Regions from separate parts of the Homo sapiens genome. Here all the other regions are linked to region 1. A link is a contact called in ENCODE Hi-C data. All regions are on one chromosome and are shown on one strand. The core of a region is the stretch at or near the end of the contact, and the rest is flanking DNA. Distances in the headings are between cores, read along the strand shown.

Region 1 (2,682 bases), core at 123-2,622:
AACAAATGGCTTTTTCTATTGTTTCCATTAATTTCACCCATATTCGTTTTTTTAAAAACAAGGCCCTTATCCTCATCAGCAAAACACAGATGTATGATTTAGCATATAAAATCGGTAATTACATACTAATTTACGAAAGATTTTTTTTTCTCCTTTTCGTCAGTTTTCAAGAAGTCTTCCCGTGATTAACTGTAAACAGGAATGGTTTACATCTCAAATTAGAAGCCATTAATTAGCATGACGAAGTCAACTGCAAGATACACAGATTATTTAAATTATTTAATCACTATTCACCTTGGCTAAACTGTAGTATACTCTTTCAATATCCTTAGGCAGGTTATCGATCTGTCACTAAATTACCTCCAGATCAGTTAGACATGAATATTAGCGTCCTTTCCTTTCCCTCAGGTTTACATTCTCCCTTCTCGTAAACACTTAAAAAAGCTTTAAGGTTCTTTAATTCCAAATACCTAATTAGCCATCACTAGCCTTTTTGTAATAAGGAAAAAGAGTATCTGAAGTACAAATCAAGAGTTCGCTTTGCCCGTTTAACAATAAAAAACATTTAAAAAACGTACGCCAAAGGCAATGGCAGTAATAAAAGAAATATGCAGAGGTGGCTTCAGCAAATAACGGGTTTGCAAAACGCAAGTGCTTAACAAAAAGCAGCCCAAACCTCTATTGCAATATACAGCACTCCAATAAATTACACAACACTTGCATAGGCTGCAGAAATAACGCAGGACAAGACTTACACAGATGCCAATCCGCAGCATTTATACACATGCACATGGCAAGAGACAGAAACCAAACACTATCATTCAACTCGGGAAGGGTAGCGCGATCCCGAGCTTGCCCAGCGTGAGAGTGCTCTCTGCGTGTGTGTCTGTGTACGCGCGTGAGTGAGACCCATCCTTGGGGCATTTCCCCTCTCTGGGCAGTTTTGCTTCATTTGTTTCATATTTCTGCTACATAGAAACTAACTTCCATCTCAGCTCCAGCCAGCGCCGCTGAATAGAGCCTGTGCTGCGGCTCCGTGTGCGTCAGATCCCTCCGCGGAACCGTCCCCGGCCCCCTCCCTGCCACTATCGGCCTCCACAGAGAAAGCGCCTTCCAGCCAACCGGCGGCTTGGGCTCCGACATCTTCTCCGACTGGAAATAAATAAATAAATCGCACGCCCTGCGGGGAGGAGCGGGTGGGGGTCTCACTGTGCCGCGTGCGGAGCGCTGGGGACGAGGGGTCGGAGGCACTCCTTTTTTAGCGCCGGGGGGCGGGGGCGCGGGCCAGAGCCGGGGCCGAGCCCTGGGCCGCGAAGGCGGCGGACTCCTTTCTGCGGCGGAGGGATCCGCGGCGGAGGCGGCCACGGCCGTAGTCGCTGCCTGAGAGTTGTTGTTTCCTCCTCCTCCTCCTCCGCCTCCGCCGCCGTTGCTTGAATGGTGGAGCCGAAGCTCGGCTCGTGAACACACACTGACAGCTATAGGGCAGGCGGCGGCACCGTCCCCGCTTCCCCTCGGCGGCGGGGTGTCCCGTCGGCGGCCCTGAAGTGACCCATAAACATGTCTTGTGAGAGGAAAGGCCTCTCGGAGCTGCGATCGGGTAAGTCGGGGGGCTGCCGGGGCCGCTGGCACCGGGCGATTCCGCCCGCGGTCCCCCGCCCCCCGCCGCCCGACCGCTCAGCCTGTGTGTCTCCCCGTCCCTCTCTCCCGCGCAGAGCTCTACTTCCTCATCGCCCGGTTCCTGGAAGATGGACCCTGTCAGCAGGCGGCTCAGGTACGGCGGCGCGCGGCGCGGGCCGGGCCGGCGCTCGCCGCTCGCGGGCGTGGGGGAGGGAGGCGGCGGCGGCGGGGCCGCGGCCCGGGGCGCGGGGCTCAGCTCTCCCCGCTTTGTTGTTGCAGGTGCTGATCCGCGAGGTGGCCGAGAAGGAGGTAAGGGCGGCGGCGGCCCGGCGCGTCCCGCCGCCGCGCGGCCGCCTCTGGGCCGCTGCGCCGCCGCTGCCGCCGCCGGCAGGGCGCGGGGCGCGGGGCTCGGGGTCCCCGCCGGGGCGCGGGGCGGGCGGGGGAGGGGAGCGGGCGGGTAGGGGCCGGGGGCCGGGCTCACGGGGTGTCCTCTCCCCGCAGCTGCTGCCCCGGCGCACCGACTGGACCGGGAAGGAGCATCCCAGGACCTACCAGAATCTGGTGAGACATTCACGTCGCAGAGCAAAGAAACTTTTCCCTGAGTCGAATAAAAATTGAATTTCCCGCAATTTTTTACAGAGACAAAAACTTGGCCCTAGAACGTGAAAGCTCCAAAGGCCATGGGGAGGGTTGGGAGGCCGGCGCGGGGTCTGCGGGGGCCAGTGGCCGGGGGTACTCGTACTTCGGGGCCGCAGGGGCTGCGGACAATTTATTTGTGATATTTTGTTAATGTGCTAGAAATAAAGATACGTCATGAGTGTTGTGCAGTGCAAGGCCGGAGGAGGAGGGGCCGGCGCGCGCGTCCGTGCGGGCGCGGGGGCGCGCGAGAGTCGGCGGCGGCGGGAGCGGCGCGAAGAGGGAGAGCGCGCTCGCTCGTTCGCTTGCTCGCTCTGCACGCGCGGCCGGCTCGGCTTTCTCCTGCCCTACACAATAGCTGGTGACTAACTGCTCCGAAGTGGCATTAGCATTTCACAAGCAGGCTATCCAGCCGCTGCGGTACCGTGG
Region 2 (2,682 bases), core at 89-2,588, 8.5 Mb before region 1:
TTGAATCTCTACTAGCATAACCTTAAACCCCAGGGCTTGTCCTTTTTCCTTGAGATGTAGTCTTTAAAAGCACTGCTTCTCATAAACCGTTTTAATCAAAATAAAAAATCAGATCCATGACATAGCCTTCTTCATCAATCCATTGTTTTAACATAGGGAGAATGTAGCTTCTTCATGTGCATTTTTCAGCTTTCTCAGACAGCTTAACTTCAGGGGCTTCCCGCTGCACTTACAATAGAACTCAAGGTCTTACTTTTTGTGGTCCAGAACAGCGCTGTCCAACAGAACTTTCTGTAATGATAGAAATGTCCTATATCTGCACTATCTAAAATGGTAGCTGCAGCCACATGTGATGATTGAGCACTTGAAATGTGGTTAGTGCAACGGAGAAACTGAATTTTTATTTAATCTTACTTTATTTTAACTCAAATTTAAATAGCCACATGTGGTGAGTGACTAACACATTGGACAATACAGCTCTAGGGCTTATCTTCTTACCAACTACACTATGTCTTGCAATTTCTTGCCATCTAGGTAGCCAACATGAGGAGGTCTATAAGATATCCCACCACACACACCCGCATCCACATTACTTTTTCATTCTCATTTTTCATGACGCTCCCACTCTTTGTCTACTTTCTGATTATGATTTTTAAATTCCTCTAATATGCCATTTTATTTCTATCTTCTGGGCCGAAGAAACATGCTGTTCTCTCTGCCCTCCTCGCCCTAATCCTTAACCTAACTTCTACTCATTTTTCAGGTCTCAGCGAAAGGGTCACTTTCTCCAAAAAGCCTCCGCTAACCCCCGACAACCTATATTAGGTTCTTCCCACTCTTCTGTTGTCTGCCTAGAACTCTTTTCCTTGCTAACACTTAAAATTTGTGATCGTCAGTTTATCTATGTTTACCGACTTTCTTGACTGCAGAAACTGAATCTGTTTTGTTTACCACTGCATCTTGGTACCTAACGGAGTGCTTGGCGCACAGTATTTGTGAGATGGAAAAATGAGAGACTGGGCCACATCATCAGGACATCCGACCTCCACCAACCAGAACTTAAAAATCCTCCTAGCCATACCACAAGGCAGATCCGCGTCCTCGCTCCCCAAGCAAAGTTGGCCTCAACTGATCTGGAGCAAGGACGCCTCAGCTCAGTACGCCGCTCCCTCCCTCCTCTCCAGCCAGGGAAGGGATGCCTACGTAACCTCGGCTTCATCCCTTCTTCAAAGGGGAATGAGGCAGCGGTAGAGCCACAGTGCGCATCGGCCACCACATACCTTAGACATCGAGGACGTAGCCATGGTCTTACTGACTCTGCGTATTCCAGATGCACTCGGGATTTCCCGCGCGCCCTCGCGGCTGCAGGGCAGAGGTTAGTGGCGAGCCACACGGCTCCTTGATTGGCTGGCATCACCCTCCGGGGCGGGTTTCCGGCGCGGGGAGGCGGGTCGTATAAGGAGGTGGGGCGAGGCCGGAACTGGCGGACTGCGGCGCACTTCCGTAGAGGTGGACATGGCGTGCGGCTTTCGCCGCGCTATTGCTTGCCAGGTATGGATCCCGGAGCGCGCAGAGGAGTCCCTGAGGAGCTAGGGACCCCAAAGGCCTTTCACCGCTGCGGGCCAGTCCTCAGTCAGCTGGAGGGTGGGTCCCACGGAATCCTGTTAGTTTCTACCACCTCCTCCCCCTTCTCTGGAGCTGGTGGAGCTTCAGAAGTCCTGTGGAGCGTCGGCTGGGATCAGTTTGTCTCGGTGAAAAGTAAACTTTGAAAGGTACCTGGTGCTTTCTTCTCTCCTTCCCACCCCACAGCTATGAATGCTTTACCTGGGTGGCGGCAAGTCATTAGACCATGATTAGACCCCATAGAAGTTAGTGTTCTTTACACTTTAGTGACATTGATGATGGATCTGGATTGTTCTTCAGAAGGACCTCATTTTAAAGCTGCTTATTTCTCTTGCAGTCACTTAGGCAGCCTACCCTAGAATTGTTTTTGGTAACGCCCAAAGATATAAGAGCTATCTGAGACTCAGTTTTTCTTGGTTCAGGGTCGTATTTGAACAGCTCTGTTGTGAGGAAGGGCTTACAAAATTGCAATATAATTGCTTTGTTTTGTTTTTCCTTTTTGTGGAGAACGGGGTCTCGCCGTATTGCCCAGGCAGGCCTCAAACTCCTGGGCTCAAGCTGTCCTCCCTCCTCTGCTTCCCTAAGAGCCGGGATTACAGGCCTGAGCCACCGCGCTGGGCAAAATTGCAGTATAAATGTGGAATTAATCAAAAAGAATTTTTAAGACTCATTGGCCACCCTTGCAAGGAAACTTTCTATTGTGGTCTTGGCTAACCCATTTCCTTCTGATTAATGGATGTACTAGTGGACGTAATTAGCCTGGTGTATAATTTATCTTGGCTCATTTTTACAGTATTTCTAGACATTTGTGGGGAAATCCCTCTGCCTTGTCTTTATGTTTATAGATGTACTGCCCTGTCCGGTGATAATTCGCCAAATATCACCAACATGACATTTTGTTAAGACAGCTGAATTTATTGCTCACTGGGATAAGGAAGAACACCACTGAGAGCTTTGGTAGTGTATTAAACTGGGAAAGCAAGGTCAGATTTTACTGATGGGTATGGCTTAAGGCTGGTCTTTCAGAGGGAGAGGGTAGGAGGGTGTTGGAGGAAGATG
Region 3 (2,682 bases), core at 126-2,625, 8.1 Mb before region 1:
ATGACCTGTGTAAATTGTGTCTTCTTTTTCCTCCTCAAGACAATCAAATCAAAGTCTTCACCAGAGCCAGCAACACTACCTTGAAATTTTAAACCTAAGTGTAAGGCTCGTAATGAAGTGCAAATGTAGTCCCAAACTCTCCGATTTTCACCATGGATGAAATGATTTTCATCACTAGCAAACAGTGTTATTAACATTCCAAATTCTGGTTAGAATGCAGTCACTGGTGAGCAGTGCCCTTGGGCAAGCAAAGAAAAGATTTGAAACTACCCAAAGCACAGATCCACATGAACCTCAGTCTTCTCCCACTTCATCAGGAAGCCAAATAGGAAGGACTCCAAGAAACAGGGGTGAGGGGGTGATCGGGACAGAAAGGATAGTGGAAATCATACTCCTCGAAGGGCGAAAGCAAATGAGAAACGGACTCTGGAAAAACCGCCCCAAAAGGACACTCAACCTGAGACAGATGTACAGGCACAGCTCCTCTACACTAAGGAGATAAAGCTTTACCACAGAAGTGATGCACCAAGCAAGCAAGTATGGGCAGGAGGGGACAACCTCCGCCAAGCACCCCCTCCCGAACGTCTAGCTCAACTAGAAGGGGTCGGCGGGGACTGCTCCTCCGAACATCAACAAAGGCCCCTTCAGTCCTAAGGCGAAACTCGAACAACAAAGGCCCGGAGACAGCCAGGACAGGGCCGGGGCTGGGGGGCGGGACGGATGAAAGCAGGGGAAGGCAAAGGAATCAAACCAGTGGGGGCGGAGGCCCGTCGGAGTGGGAAGCAGAGGCGCAGAGGCGGGAGGCGCGGTAATCCCCAGTGCACAATAAAAGGAGGAGGAGGAAGAGAACCTGGCCTCCATTCTCCTACTCTCTCCAATCCGCACCGTGTACATTTCCTCAGCCGCGGGGACCGCGCAGTCCCGAGTTCAGGGAAGGAAAGGGGAGGGGGGATTTTCCGCCTTGACCGCAACTCCCTTCCCCCAGCCAGGAGCTGCAGACGACAACAACCGCCACAACTGCAGCCACACAAAGGCGCCTTCCTTCTACTCCCGCTCCCACCCAGGCGGAGGCGCCGATGATGCCAAGGAAGCGGCGACCACCTCTCGGCCGCCTAGCGCTCGCTCGCCCTCTTCCCCCTCTAGCTGGGGAAAGGGGGAGGGGACCACCGGGCGCCCTCACCTGGCACAGCTGCTGACAGTAGTCGGTGGCCGCTTCCACGGCCGGTACCCGGCTCTCCCGCAGCTGTAGCTCCAGCTCCTGGAGCCGCTCGCCCAGGCGCTGCAGCTCCGCGACGCAGCCGCCTTCGCCGCAACTCAACCTCTCCTGCTCGGCCTCTTCGTCCGCCATCTTCACACCCCGCTCCGTCGCGTACGCACCTGGGTCACGTGATAACACAATGCCACGTTCGGCGGGGTCACGTGCCGGGCGCGCTTGCACGGCGCCGAGCACGTACAAAGGGCCCGATGGGGAAGATATGGGGGTGGGGAGAGTGGCGCGAGAGAGCCCGAGGGAGGTGAAGGCAAGGGGAAAGGAGAAGGGCGGGGTTGGGGCGGTGCGGAAAACGGCGGTTTACTTACCCCGAGCGGGAAGTGGGCAGCAGCGGCCGAAAGGGGCGGGCTGGTGAAGGCCTGCTCTCGGTCACGTGGGCGCCGCGACGGGAAAAAGCCTAGGGAGGGGCGACCCTCTCCGGCGTCCCGATCCCGGCGTGGCTTTCCCCAGTCCACGAAGTCTTCTACGGACATATCCTCCTGTTCCCCAAGAGGATGGCACAGGGAGAGTTCTGAGTGGTCTCGGGCAATGGCTGCATTTGCTGTTGGCCTGTAAGCAGGCCAGAAGCAGAGGAAGAGAGAGAAGGTAAAACCCGCCCATGGACCGCAAGCGTGAGAGCCAAGGCAGGACTATGAACTGTCAAAATTGTCTCTGACTTCTCACCAGGCCGGAGAGGAGGGATCTAGTGCGTGAGGTACCAGATCTCGTCTCACTTGACTCTCCTCCTCTTCAGCACCAAGAACGCCTGTCCCCTGGAAACACATTCTCTAGGGGGTGGAGGCAACAAAGGAAAAGAACAATTGGGTCAGAGCAGAATGAGGTTCAATCCTCAGTCTGGAGAACGGAGCAAATTCATGAAAAGCATAGTTTAAAAGAAGTCAGAATATGAACAGACCAGATGACTTTTAAACCACGAAAACATTTCTAGAATAAGTGATAACTAACTACTCTGTTTCACCGTGATTTAGACTCTACTACACTCTACAGAAATCACCAACAATGACAACAGGCTATATATGAAAGCTATTGAAAAGAAAGTAGGTCAAGGAAAAAAAAAACACCAATAAGGACTCCATTAAAAATCATAACGGAGGAGAGGAAATTGATGCTAAAATAAAACAATATTGTCGAGAATTATTATAAATATCTACAGCATTTTTTTTTCCTAATGCTACAAATAGAGGTAGCATTCTGAACCACATTTTACTTACAAGCTGAAAAGAATTAATACTTGGCACTTGAACAAAAGAGTAGAAGAGGTGCTACAAAAATCCAAGAGCTTAACCCTAAAGTTCTTAATAAAACTAATATTTTTTTTACCGTTAGAGCATTAGACAAAAGACCTATCTCTCTTGCAACTGAATAGTCTACAGAAATTTAGAAACAATGATATTGATGAGGCACCCAGTCTT
Region 4 (2,682 bases), core at 1-2,500, 7.8 Mb after region 1:
GCGGTGTTAGCTGTAATATTTAGGTTATGATTCCCCCAAAACCCTGTGGTCACATTGGACTTTGGGCTCCATTTTCCCAATCTCCATCGCCCCTAGCTGATAAAGAGAAGGGCCTAATGTGGAGCGGCAAACCTGAACCACCTCCAGGATGCACACTTCTTCAGGGGGTCGGCTACATATTTCCTCCTTTTTAAAGTTCCTGATTATTTTCAGTCCATCAGAGGTTAAGGGGCTTATCTCTTGACTAACCTCTCCTCCAAGCTGTATTAGTCAAACAGTTCAAACACAGTTGGATCAACAAGTCTTCTGGTGAAATAAGATTCGTGAAGAATGCCCTGAATCCTAGGTTGAAAGGCCTGAGTTGGGCAGAACAGTGACGTATGAACTTCAGATGAGGGCCTACACTTCTGACGGCTTAGACCCCACTGTAGGGGAGAGCGCTGGCTGCTTGCACTTGTAGCCCCACCTTATTCTGAGTAATTTTTTTTTTTTTTTTTTTTTTTTTTTTTTTTACCAATAACACACACTAGAGGGGTTGTCAAAATCCTCTATTTTTAGACAGGTTCCTCCCACCCCACCTTCGCATAATCCAGCTGCTCTGCAGAGGCAAAGAAAACACCCATTCAAGTTGGGTTCTGCCTTGAGGGACTTCCTCGCCGTGCCCTCGGCCAGGCCCCAGGCCGGCAGTGGGAGGGTCCGGCGCTTTGGGCTCCTGCAGGCCCCCGGGCTCCACCGGGAGACAGGTCAGCCGCGGCGCGGAGGGGTCGGGTCGCAGCGGCGAGCAGCCACCTGGCGCCCCTGGCCTCCGAGCGCGAGGGCGGCTTGGCACTTGCCCCTCTGGGGTGTCGGGGCGCCCCAGCCCGACCCGAGGCCACCGCTGGGCCGCGTACCTGCTCGGCGCCCGCCGCCTCGGCGTCCTCGTCCGGCGCGGGGCTGGCGCCGGGCCGCCCGCCGGCTTGCTCCGGGGGCTGCGCGGGCTGCTCGGACTCCTGCCCCGGGCCCTCGCTGCCGCCGCCCGGCCCTGGTTCTTCGGGCTCGGGCTCCGAGTCGGTCTGCCAGGTGGAGTCGCAGTCCTCCACGGTGGTGGGCTCGCGGAAGCTGACCCCGCCGAGCAGGTTGCCCATTGAAGAGGCGGCGGCGGGCGCGGGGCTGCGGGGCTGCGGGGCGCAAGCTGCGGCAGGCGCTCTAGGGCCCGGGCATGGCCGCGGCGAGGGCGCTGGGCGGCAGCCTAGGCGCGCCCGCCCCGCACTGCCTCAGCGCGGCGAGCGGCGGACAGGCACCCTCGCGGGGAGGAGCCGGCGGCCCCGGGACCGCCGCCGCGCGCGCCTGAACCCGCCCATCCGGCTCCTTCTCCTCCCCACAGGCGGGAGCTGCCGCCGCCCAGAGCCCCCAGGGGAGCCAACTGCGGCCCCCAGCCGAGCGCCACCGGCCCCAGGCCGCGCCTCCCTTCCACGTTTCTCCCCGGAACACCTGCCTTCACGCGGCCCCCGGCGGCCCCCGGAGTGGATTGGGGTCGGCTACTACCCTCGCCGCCCGGAGCCGGGGGACGCCCTCCCGGGGCATCTCCCAGCTGAGCGGGATGAGGGATCCCGCCCAGCTCCTGGAGCTGAGGACTGGCGTGGACGTGGTGTCGAAGAGGTGTCACCGTCAGCAGGCGGGTCCTGTCCACACCCCCTCCCCCTCTCCCTGGTCCAGGAGGAAGACACTTTAGCTGCAGCAGAGGACAAAAGCTGATGGTGCCGGGCACCATATAAACAGGAAATCCCAGCTGCCACAACTGTACTTAGGGCAGCCACCTAGAGTCCTTGTGGTCTAGAAAAAGTCAGAGCTATCAGTCACCTCATCTAATGAGCAATCGCTCGTGAAACAAAAGGAACAGTAACAACTGGACCATCACATTGATTTGCGGGTAACCTTACACCCACTACAAATTGGTGCTCCGTGTAGGCAAAAATCTCAGAATCAGTAGAACAGATGGGCTGTTTCTAATGGAAGAAGCCTCGGCCCTGTGGTCTGTTCTGCAAATGAAAGGAGGAGGGAGAACTGTGTTAGGGAAGTTCTTTCTTTTTTCTGTTCTGTTCTGTTCTGTTCTGTTCTGTTCTGTTCTGTTCTGTTCTGTTCTGTTCTGTTGTTCTGTTCTTTCTTTTCTTTCTTTTTGAGACAGAGTCTCCCTCTGTTGCCCAGGCTGCAGTGCAGAGGCGCGATCTCGGCTCACTGCAACCTCCGCCTCCTGGTTTCAAGCAATTCTCCTGCCTCAGCCTCCCAATAGCTGGGATTACAGGCATAAGCCTATAGAAGTACGTAAAGATAAGGTAGTATTATCAAATATGTGACCCAGAGAAAAGTGACTGTTGTAAAATGTGTCTTCTGGCTTTCTAACTAGAAGGGAAGCCTCTTTGCAGGCAGCCCCCGTCTGAAAGTGTGTCTGTATTTACAGTGCTGTCAACTTGGTGGATGCTCAGTAAACATTTGTTAAATATGGACTAAGAAAGATGAGCTAGATATTTGAAGATTAAACTGTTGAACTTGGAATGAATAGTTTCTTTTCAAATGTTTCATGATGAAGTAGGAAGCCAAATCATGTTAGATGGACTGTTTCTAAGGGAAGAATCAGGTAAACCAGCTGCCTATTCCATGGATAAATCAGGATTACCTAAGCTCTTCATGCACTGCAACAAGACA
Region 5 (2,682 bases), core at 66-2,565, 5.1 Mb before region 1:
AAGAAAAACCAAGAAAGAGAGGAGACAAGTGTATCAAATAGTATTGGGAGATCAAATAAAGCGCTGTCATATATGTACACTTACACACACAGAGACAGGATTAAAAGGTCTGACAAAAGGGAGGTAAAGTGGAAATAATTCCTCAGAAAAGATTGGCAAGTAAGGTGAGGAGACAGATCATTTCAACCACTGGGAAATAATAGCATGAAGAGAATGTGTCAGAAGTGATGTTTTAGGTGGGGATCTCAAGGCATGTTCAAATGCTGTTAGGAAAAATCCCACAGCCAGCCAGAAGTCGAAGATACAGGATTAAGGGAAATGACCAGTGGAACAAGATCAGTGAGAAGAAGAATGGGTAAAGGCTCTAGATCATATGTGGGAAGGTAAGTCTTTGATAGAAGGTGGCAGGAAGTCAACTTCTCAATAAATGGTAGCTTAAGATATTTCTTTTATTATTCATATTTGCATCATAGTCCACAGCTCCTGGTTTGTACATATTTGTATTGCAAGAAAGACTTGATGAATAAACAGTTCTAGCTAAAGATGAGGTCCTGAACTAAGTCTACCATCAGCAAAACCTGCAGCTGTTGTAGATTTTACTTACACTATGCTAAATGTTGTCCTCTGAAACTCCAGCTAATGTTGCATGCTTTGAAAAAAAGAAAAGAAATAGAAAACAAAATCCAAGTCAGTAATTGTGAAATGCCAGTAAAGAATGCAGTTTTGAAAAGTAGGGGTAGCGGGAGGAGCAATAACTTAATAAGAATCTTGCTGTTTGCGTATTTTCGATTTCTTGCCCACTAGGTGGTGGAACAGAGTCCCCATCTAAACGACAGTTTTTTTCCTCACAGGTTTGTGTTTCTCTCACAATGCCTACACAGGTCTTTGCAGGCCAAAGAAATCCAAGAAATTCAATCTCTTCAAAATTGCCCCTTGGAAAAACAGAGCGCTCGAATGACAAGTGTGGGGAAGGCGGGAGGCGACGATGCGGAGTGCGGAAACACAAGGACCAGGGGAGCTAAACTACATTTCCCAGAAAGCCACGGGCTGGCCTACAACCACCGCGCCCTCCAAGCCTGCTGGAAGCCTCCGTCTCGCTTCTCCAGTAACCGGTTTGCCGCTGTCCCCTTTTCTAAGGAACGTAGAGAAAGCCAGGGAAGGAAAGGCATTTTACTGCAGCAGCGAAGGTTTAGCCACTAGAGTGTCTTTCTCAGCCGTGGTTATTCCGACCTTCGCTTGTAAAGGCATTGGGAAACCCACGGCCCACGTGACCAGCCCGGGTCATGTGACTCCAGAACCCGGCAGCTGAAGTCTGTTACCCTGACAACTGGTGGACCCGCACAGACCTTCCGGGAAAGCGCGGAATTCAGAGGCAGAGGTAGGTGGTAAGGTGTGAACGCTGGTTTCCCACCCAAATCGCCCTGGTCGAGGCCGTGCTTCATACTCGAGCGAAGGGCTTTAATTTTCCAGGTCATTCCCCTTCTCCGCCCGGAGCCCACGGCAAATGCGTCTTTGTCTTCCCTCCAATTCCCGAACCCGCGCTTCTGGGGACGGGGTCGCAGCCAGGCTTGAGAAGCTTTTAGTGGAGCTCACCCCTGACCAAGCTATTCAGGCCAAGACCTTAACCGCACTTACCCTGAACTGATCGAAAGTGCAAATGAGGGGAAGAGGTGTTACTCTGCACGATGGGGAGGGTATTGTCCGGGTCTGCAAGCCCTCTTCCCCTCCCCCATCTCTACAGAAGAAAGCTGGGATTTGAGCTGCTCTAGGGAGTTCAGGAGCTGGGGGTCGACCCAAGGTTGGGTTCATTAGGTGTCTAGGGGAACGCTTTCCGTTGCAAATCACTGGATTCTGCTTGTGTTCAGCACATAATTTTTGTCGGTCTTCCCTCGCTTCAAAAGAAACATAGTACTGATTTGTGTACTCCATTAACTTTAAGTATTCTTTAAGTATTTTGACTAAATTACTAATTCTTACTAAATTCTATTTGTGTATATTTTGAAACATCCCCGTATCTGGATACAGTCTGCTTTACGAAACTATGCAGTCTGCTTTACGAAACTATTACTATGGATTGGTAAAATAACGAGCCGAGTGATAAGGCAGCACAAACTGTCGTGTGCTTTGCAAGAAAGAAACAGTCCTTTGGATTTGCTAACTTACAGTTTTTAAGATTCCCTGTGAGGACCTGGTTTGTGTTTGAGAGGTACTAATTAACACATGCACACAAACATAGGTTTGGGAAATATTGTAGAGACCACTCTTTAACAATTGGATGTTAACAGATGAAAACATAATTCTGAACGTTGAGTACAAGACATCCTGTCAAAGCTGCTTTTCCAAATCAGTTTGCTTAATGAATTAGGAATCTCTTGACCAGCTCTTACTGGTTAAAAAAAATTGTGCATATATACTGAATCATAACAAATGTCCGAAGTTTAAGTCTGGTCGTGTTCATGATCTGATGGATTTCCTCAAAAGATGTTTATGTCTCTTGTCATTTAGTGTTTCCAATGTTTGAGGTACTTTAGAATGTTTACTTTGGGAGGTCAAAATTGTTGACTATGGCTAACTGTTCCCAAGAAGAGCTAGATGAAGAGTTTGAACAGTTTATGAAAGAGGTAAGTTTATATTTTTAAAAGCTATATTGTCAAATTTGTCTCAAAAGACTCATCCTTCAAT

What was found. A loop is a pair of places that touch in the nucleus more often than their neighbours do. Pooled maps may share reads with other maps.
Region 2: a pooled map shows a loop between it and region 1 (2.8-fold over the local background). The contact joins the promoter of ORC3 here to the promoter of PHIP in region 1. A Hi-C loop is called at or near these places in 4 of 50 pooled maps.
Region 3: a loop to region 1 is called in a map of CD4-positive, alpha-beta memory T cell, with 20 times the contacts of the local background. The contact joins the promoter of ZNF292 here to the promoter of PHIP in region 1. A Hi-C loop is called at or near these places in 2 of 168 maps with a recorded cell type or tissue (CD4-positive, alpha-beta memory T cell and naive thymus-derived CD4-positive, alpha-beta T cell), 3 of 37 single-sample maps with no recorded cell type and 11 of 50 pooled maps.
Region 4: a map of B cell shows a loop between it and region 1 (15-fold over the local background). The contact joins the promoter of OGFRL1 here to the promoter of PHIP in region 1. A Hi-C loop is called at or near these places in 2 of 168 maps with a recorded cell type or tissue (B cell and naive thymus-derived CD4-positive, alpha-beta T cell) and 6 of 50 pooled maps.
Region 5: a loop to region 1 is called in a map of CD8-positive, alpha-beta T cell, with 7 times the contacts of the local background. The contact joins the promoter of CEP162 here to the promoter of PHIP in region 1. A Hi-C loop is called at or near these places in 3 of 168 maps with a recorded cell type or tissue (CD8-positive, alpha-beta T cell and naive thymus-derived CD4-positive, alpha-beta T cell) and 14 of 50 pooled maps.

The regions. Positions count from the first base shown.
Region 1 is chr6:79,076,944-79,079,625 of GRCh38, reverse strand. It overlaps PHIP (PHIP subunit of CUL4-Ring ligase complex), which reads left to right and starts at 1,372. Exons shown (of 40, transcript NM_017934.7): 1 at 1,372-1,597; 2 at 1,713-1,771; 3 at 1,897-1,926; 4 at 2,119-2,178. The coding sequence starts at 1,558. LOC124901346 (a long non-coding RNA gene) reads right to left here. Exons shown (of 2, transcript XR_007059652.1): 2 at 2,360-2,682. RefSeq lists an enhancer at 945-994 and silencers at 1,115-1,354, 1,485-1,654, 2,154-2,653.
Region 2 is chr6:87,588,791-87,591,472 of GRCh38, reverse strand. It overlaps ORC3 (origin recognition complex subunit 3), which reads right to left and starts at 1,338. Exons shown (of 20, transcript NM_012381.4): 1 at 1,281-1,338. The coding sequence starts at 1,304. RARS2 (arginyl-tRNA synthetase 2, mitochondrial) reads left to right here and starts at 1,486. Exons shown (of 20, transcript NM_020320.5): 1 at 1,486-1,551. The coding sequence starts at 1,516. RefSeq lists enhancers at 1-21, 1,402-1,631, 1,395-2,356.
Region 3 is chr6:87,154,258-87,156,939 of GRCh38, reverse strand. ZNF292 (zinc finger protein 292) reads right to left here and starts at 1,375. Exons shown (of 8, transcript NM_015021.3): 1 at 1,181-1,375. The coding sequence starts at 1,348. LOC124901355 (translation initiation factor IF-2-like) reads left to right here and starts at 1,693. Exons shown (of 2, transcript XM_047419630.1): 1 at 1,693-1,964. RefSeq lists enhancers at 1-556, 1,068-1,407, 1,678-1,837.
Region 4 is chr6:71,287,379-71,290,060 of GRCh38, reverse strand. OGFRL1 (opioid growth factor receptor like 1) reads right to left here and starts at 1,250. Exons shown (of 7, transcript NM_024576.5): 1 at 891-1,250. The coding sequence starts at 1,124. All of the region lies in intron 3 of LOC124901339 (a long non-coding RNA gene), which reads left to right. RefSeq lists a silencer at 538-1,597.
Region 5 is chr6:84,226,276-84,228,957 of GRCh38, reverse strand. It overlaps CEP162 (centrosomal protein 162), which reads left to right and starts at 1,315. Exons shown (of 27, transcript NM_014895.4): 1 at 1,315-1,378; 2 at 2,506-2,621. The coding sequence starts at 2,565. RefSeq lists enhancers at 840-999, 901-1,401, 1,402-1,902.